Linked DNA regions of Homo sapiens: region 2 is linked to region 1. A link is an interaction called in ENCODE POLR2A ChIA-PET data of the cell type or tissue named here. Cell type or tissue: PC-9. All regions are shown on one strand. Links, peaks and the distances in the headings refer to the core of each region. The heading gives the core; the rest is flanking DNA. Region 1 has its middle 110 kb from the start of SCOC-AS1. Region 2 overlaps SCOC-AS1 (SCOC antisense RNA 1).

Region 1 (2,810 bases), core at 33-2,532:
TCTTCTCTCTCCCGCTGTGGGAGCTAGATCACACCAGAAAAGCCTCTTTTCCAGGGATTGGTGGAAAGACTAAGGCAGCCAGGGCTGGAGGACCTACTTTGGCAGAGGTGCCCTCTGCTCTGTCCAGGGCTGTCTCCCCAGCTGAACCATGGTCTCAAGGGCTCCTGCTCTCTGCTGGGTAGGCCTGGTACAATTAATTCTGAGGCCCAATCTTTGATTTGATTGCTGTTAAGTCCTGTTGTTTAGGGAGGGAGAGCGTCTATTTACTCCCTGACATGGCCAAAGATGGAAACGGAGAAGTTGCAGAAAAACTTTGTGGGTAATAATGTCATACCTAGAAGATGATTGTGTTGCCTGATAGCCATGGGGAAGATGGCAAGTAGAGACAGCTTTCTTGGGGGTGTGAGTCAGCTTGGGCTGCTGTAACAAAAATATCATAGACTTGGTGGCTTATAAACAACAGAAATTTATTTCTTACAGACCTGGAGGCTGGAAGTAGCAGATCAGGGTGCTAGTATGGTCAGGTTCTGGTGAAGGCCCTTTTCTGTGTTGGTAACTAAAAAGAGGGCTAAGAGCTCTCAGGAGTCTTCGTTTTATAAGGGCACCCCAGAGAGTGAGGTGCTACACCTTCATTACCTAATTATCTCCCAAAGGCTCCATTTCCTAATGCCATCACATTGGGGATTAGGAAGAACCTCAACATTAAATTTGAGAGGGCACAATCAGTCTCTAACATGGGGATGGGGCCTGAGTTCAGTTTCCTTCTATTAATATATTAGAATATATTAGTGGTAAAGGTGTTAGAGTCTAGACTGACAAAATCAAGACAAAATAAAGAGCCATTAAGTCTTTCAAAATTTAATCTATAATTACGCTGTATTCAGAAATGTGCTGGTTCCCAAAGATTAAGTTTTCCTGTGTCTAGGTACTAAAAGAAAATAAAAAGGGAGGAAGGGAGAAAGAGAAAAAGTAAGGGAGAGAGGAAATCTTTGAGAAAAACTATTAATTAGTATTGAGGAGATCTATAAAGTCTCTTCCTGGGGCTCGTTGTATTTTCAAAGTTGTCCACAGCAATCTCTCTCACCCTACAAGCTCTTCTGCAAAGAGGTGGAGTCTCCCTCCCTTCCCTCTTGAATTGGGCCTATCATGAGAGCAAAACACCATCTTCTGCTGGAAAAGAGAAAAGGATAGAATATTTCTGTGGTGAGAAAGAAGGTTATTTGATACCAAACCCAGACCACACCCACTAGAGCTGGAGTTCAGCTTACAGAAATGGATCTAAGATCAAGTCAAATCGGTAAAGACACTGGTGAGTCAGCGGGAACCACAGTGAGCTAAAGGTAGCACTGGGTGGGAGGCCAAAGGAGCGGGTTGACTGATGCTGGAGATTTGATGGGAGCGGAGCCTTCATGAGAAAGGCTGGTATCCCACAAGGTTGCATCAGTGTTGTCAGCATAGTCGTCAGTGGCTTGAGACCTTTGAACGTGAGCTAGGGGTGGATGTGTGCAGGGGCCTGGAGAGACTGCGGAGATCTGAGTGAGACCAGCTTTGCGGGGTTACTGGCAGTGCACATTCTGGCTCTGTTTTCCTGGGATCTGTTTCTTGCCCTTCCTCTACCCTGTTCTAAATCAAAGGGTTCTGACCCTTGTAGGTTGCTTTTCTAAGATCGGAGGATGATAGGAGGCGCTGACAGGCTGGATGGTGGAGGTAGAGAGGGAGAAACGAGGCCTTCTCCCCTCCTTCCCAGCCGCGCACCTCTCCCACTCCATTTGTTGCCAGACAGGTCCACTAAGGGTCCAGCCTCCACCCAGTGACGTGGAGACTCCGCGAGGCACCCTGAGCTCCGGGAACCCCCTCCTCCCTTTCCTCTGCCCCGAGGTGGTGTCAGCTTCCTGTCTTTGCAGTCTGGATTCCTCACCCCACCCTGGCTGGCCTCTCGGCTCCTCCATCCCTTGTGTAATTGATCCCTGCCTCAAAGTCCTGTCTGGAATTCCCTGGTGGTTTCTGTTTCCTGGTTAGATCCCGACCGATACACTGGCCTCCGGAGCTGGTCAGCTCTGATTCCTAGAAGAGAGCTGCTAAGGACCGGCCTGGGGACGCCTTGCTGAAAGAGGTTTGTAGGGAAACCAACCGACTTCAGGACAGTCCAGTATGTGGCTTACTTGACCCCATTCTCTCCAGAACGACATAAGCTGTTATCTTAAGGGAGGGACTTTAATGGAGGAATTGATTTGGGATGGGGTGAAGGATTCACTAAAAGAGAGGCATCAGTGGCACCAGAGAGCAGAGAAAGCTCATGTCCTCTCAGTTTAGAAATAACCAAGTGTTCTGGTGGGGGCTTATGCATCACTGAATTACTGTCGCATTCTTGGGCCCCATATAACGTTTGTATCTTGTGTCTGGTTCAAATAGAACAGAGAATAAGGGAGTGAGTGCCTCTAATTTAATATTCTTATGTTTCCATCACGTCAAATTCCCACTAGGACAAATGTATACAAATGAATCATTATAATTTTTTCCCTTTTACCCTAGCTGAGCCACTTGGGCCTCTGCTAAGAAATGATGATAAAAGTGATGAAAACAAAGCATAACATTATAATGTCATTTAAAAAATGAAAGATTTCCAGGAGATCCTTTGTTGTGCTGGAAGAGCACGAGCTGCATGTTTAAATGACTTTTTGTTTTCCCTTTTGGATAATCACAGAGAGTAATGTAACCAAAATAATCTTGGACTGCTGCTGAGGTCATCATTTAGTTCCTGCTGACATGTTGTGCTGGTCAGAAAGCAGGGGATCTCAAAGGGAGTACAG
Region 2 (2,810 bases), core at 67-2,566, 76 kb after region 1:
ACATCTTTGTCAAAATTTCTTTATTCTGATGATCAAGCTGGACCTTCCATTCCACTTTGTCTTCACTTCACTTCACTTTGTCAGACTTGCATCATGGGCTAATGTCCCTCCAACCTTTCTGCCTCCCTCCCTATTTTATCTCATCTTTTTAATCCCATCTTGGTGTCTGATTCTTAGAGGACTTGAACTAACACAATCTAGCATTCAAACCACTCTTAGATATGACATCCTATTTTCCACCATATCTCCCACCTCTTATTTACCTGTATCTCATACTCTTGGTTTCTGCATGTGCCCAATACCTTCCTGTCTCTGAGCTTTTGCCCATACTCCTTCACTGAGAAAGCACTCACTACCTGACCAATTTTGCCTGTTGAATCCCACTTTTCATTGATCATGCATCTCAAATGTCCCCTTCTCTAAGCCTTTCAGGGTCCTGTCAGCTGCATATATTTTTTTCCCTTCTGTAAACCTCCAGGATTCTTGTTTTTGAACACTTTTATAAGCTTATTAATAGCAAATAAATAAACCTTTTATTTTGAACCTCCAAAGTGCTCAGCTTGTATAGAATAGGCACTTAATATTTGCAGAATATAATTGAAAAATTGGGGGAATTCTATTCTAGTGAATTTAATTTTTAAAATTCAGGATTTCCAACAGCTCACATCCATTCTGCTTGATATAGTAACAATGAACTTGCCTGAATAAAAAAAATATTATATGTATCAAAGCACAGTGCAGAATGTAGCATGTAGTAACAATTTTAATATCTGCTTAAAATGCTTCATCAAATTTGGCTATTTTTTTCCGCAAAGGAGTGATTATTTGAAATTCTAAAATAGTTTTGCTTTGTGTCTGTATACAAATGTGAACTAGGGCACCTGGATAAATAGTTGTAAAGAAATACTTCCTCCTCAAACAAAGGGTCCCTGCCTAAGGGCTAATGAAGCCAACATCTCTCCTCTTGGGCTCAACTCCAGAAACAGAAAAGGGAGACCTTGCTGTTTCAATGAACTTTTACAGGATGAGGTGTCTGAACAGTAATATGAGAGTGTATTGATGAGCTCAATATATAATCTTATTTCTTCATGTATCTTATTTCTTCATATATATTTCTTCTTATTTCTTCAAATATTTCTTCATATATTTCTACATATATGTATGGCATATATGTATGGCATATATGTACATGTATGAATCTTATTTCTTCATACATGTACCAGGCAGTTTCCATTTAATCCTCACAACAGACTTATCCTCATATTACAGATAGAACATTGAGGCTCTGAGGGTTTGTGACTTACCCCCAGGTCATGCTCTGGTCATTGATAAATCCTTGAGAAGTTTACCGTGGGTATCTAAAAGATATGTTAATCATATAAAGTCAATTTCTTCCCCCAACCTTATCCTTACGCTTTTTGGACAATTTCCTTGAGCAATTCAGCCTAAGGAAACTTGAAGGCAGGGTTTGGCATCTAGCCAGGGTACAGCAGCCGTGCCAGCACAGCAGCCTCCGGTCAAGGGTTGTAAGTCATTAACTTGGGTCTCCTACCACTTCCGGTTAAGAATGCAACACTCAGGTGAGAACTTCTCAGGTGGAAAGCAGGAAGAGGGTGGCTAGTGCAAGGATCAGATAGCACCTGCTTGGAAGTTCACTGATTAATGATTTAACAAGGGCGGTCACATGGGACAACTGCTGCTTTTCTCTGCCCTCATTTTTCTTACTAACAGGTCTGAAAATTGAACAAGATGGACGGGTCCAGGAAAGAGGAGGAGGAAGACAGCACATTCACCAACATTTCTCTTGCAGATGACATAGGTAAGGAAAAAATGGATAACTTCTCAAACATACATTCAACAACAGCTCAGTTTTTTAAAAATATAACTTTTATTATTTTCAGTATAATGATAAAGCATACTCATTGTAGAAAACTTGAAAAAATATAGTTACAAAAACAGGTTTTAATTAAGAGCTGTTTTTCTTTTTCCTTTTAAATTAAGTGATAATTTTAAAGTTGCTGTCATTATATAACATGTACTTTTTAAAATAAATAAAAACAAAATATTTCCTAAAAGTTCAGGAAACATGATGTCAAAGTTGCTACGAAAACAACCTATAATATCGCCACATTTTGTTCAATTATAGTCAGTTTCTTTTCTATCTTGTAAAATAATTGTATCATTACTGAAAACTGAACTAGACTATGCTGCAATTAGCTTTAAGGATTATTGCAGAAAATGTCTGATTTTTAAGGCTAAAGTTTGCTGAATTCAACATGAGAGAAGGAACCAAGTGGGAGAGCAGTTCTAAAATGCTGATGGAAAGGATAACCATGGTTCATTCAACATCTTGGAAAAAATAGACAGTGCTGAATTGCACAATGTTAACTGGAAACACTTCAAACCTACAAGCACCCAAGTCCTTGGGTGTGTGTGGGGTGTGTGTGCGTGTGGTGGTTGTTGCTTTCTATCCAAGTTCCTTTAGCGCAATCATAGTATGAAGCCAGCAAGACTGCAGCTAAGCAATGGGGGTTACTAATTTTGATTAACAGAGAGCAAGAGCATGAATATTTAACATCAATTGCTCTTTCATACAGCCACGCTTCTCCACTTTCTCCCTAAATGCTTAGATTCAAAAAGCGTCTTTCTAAAGTGCAGCCAGACAATTAACACAAACCACCAGCCAGACCTAAGCTTCCCTCCTGGCACTGCATAAACATGCTGGGGTCTTTGGAAATCAAAGAGGAGTATTTTCAGTCTTTATAAGGGGAGGAAAGGTACGAGGTACTGGGCTGTTGAAGAAATGGGAT

Evidence for each region. ChIA-PET counts read pairs that join two places held together with the same protein. Peaks named below come from ENCODE experiments on the same cell type or tissue, not always from the same donor. Only the 100,000 strongest peaks of a DNase experiment are listed, where the experiment ranks them.
Region 2: POLR2A ChIA-PET joins it to region 1 with 8 read pairs; 2 of 35 experiments call an interaction of 5 or more read pairs at or near these places.

The regions. Positions count from the first base shown.
Region 1 is chr4:140,265,869-140,268,678 of GRCh38, forward strand. It overlaps a transcript of SCOC not described here. Among named protein-coding and RNA genes, the nearest start is that of SCOC-AS1, 110 kb to the right of the region's middle. RefSeq lists enhancers at 891-2,090, 1,891-2,390. In PC-9, for the core only: no CTCF peak of the experiment used is centred there; DNase peaks (open chromatin) are centred at 1,283 and 1,893; H3K4me3 peaks cover 2,225 bases; H3K27ac peaks cover 2,500 bases.
Region 2 is chr4:140,341,890-140,344,699 of GRCh38, forward strand. The region is part of intron 2 of SCOC-AS1 (SCOC antisense RNA 1); the gene reads right to left. It also overlaps a transcript of SCOC not described here. Among named protein-coding and RNA genes, the nearest start is that of SCOC-AS1, 30 kb to the right of the region's middle. In PC-9, for the core only: no CTCF peak of the experiment used is centred there; no DNase peak of the experiment used is centred there.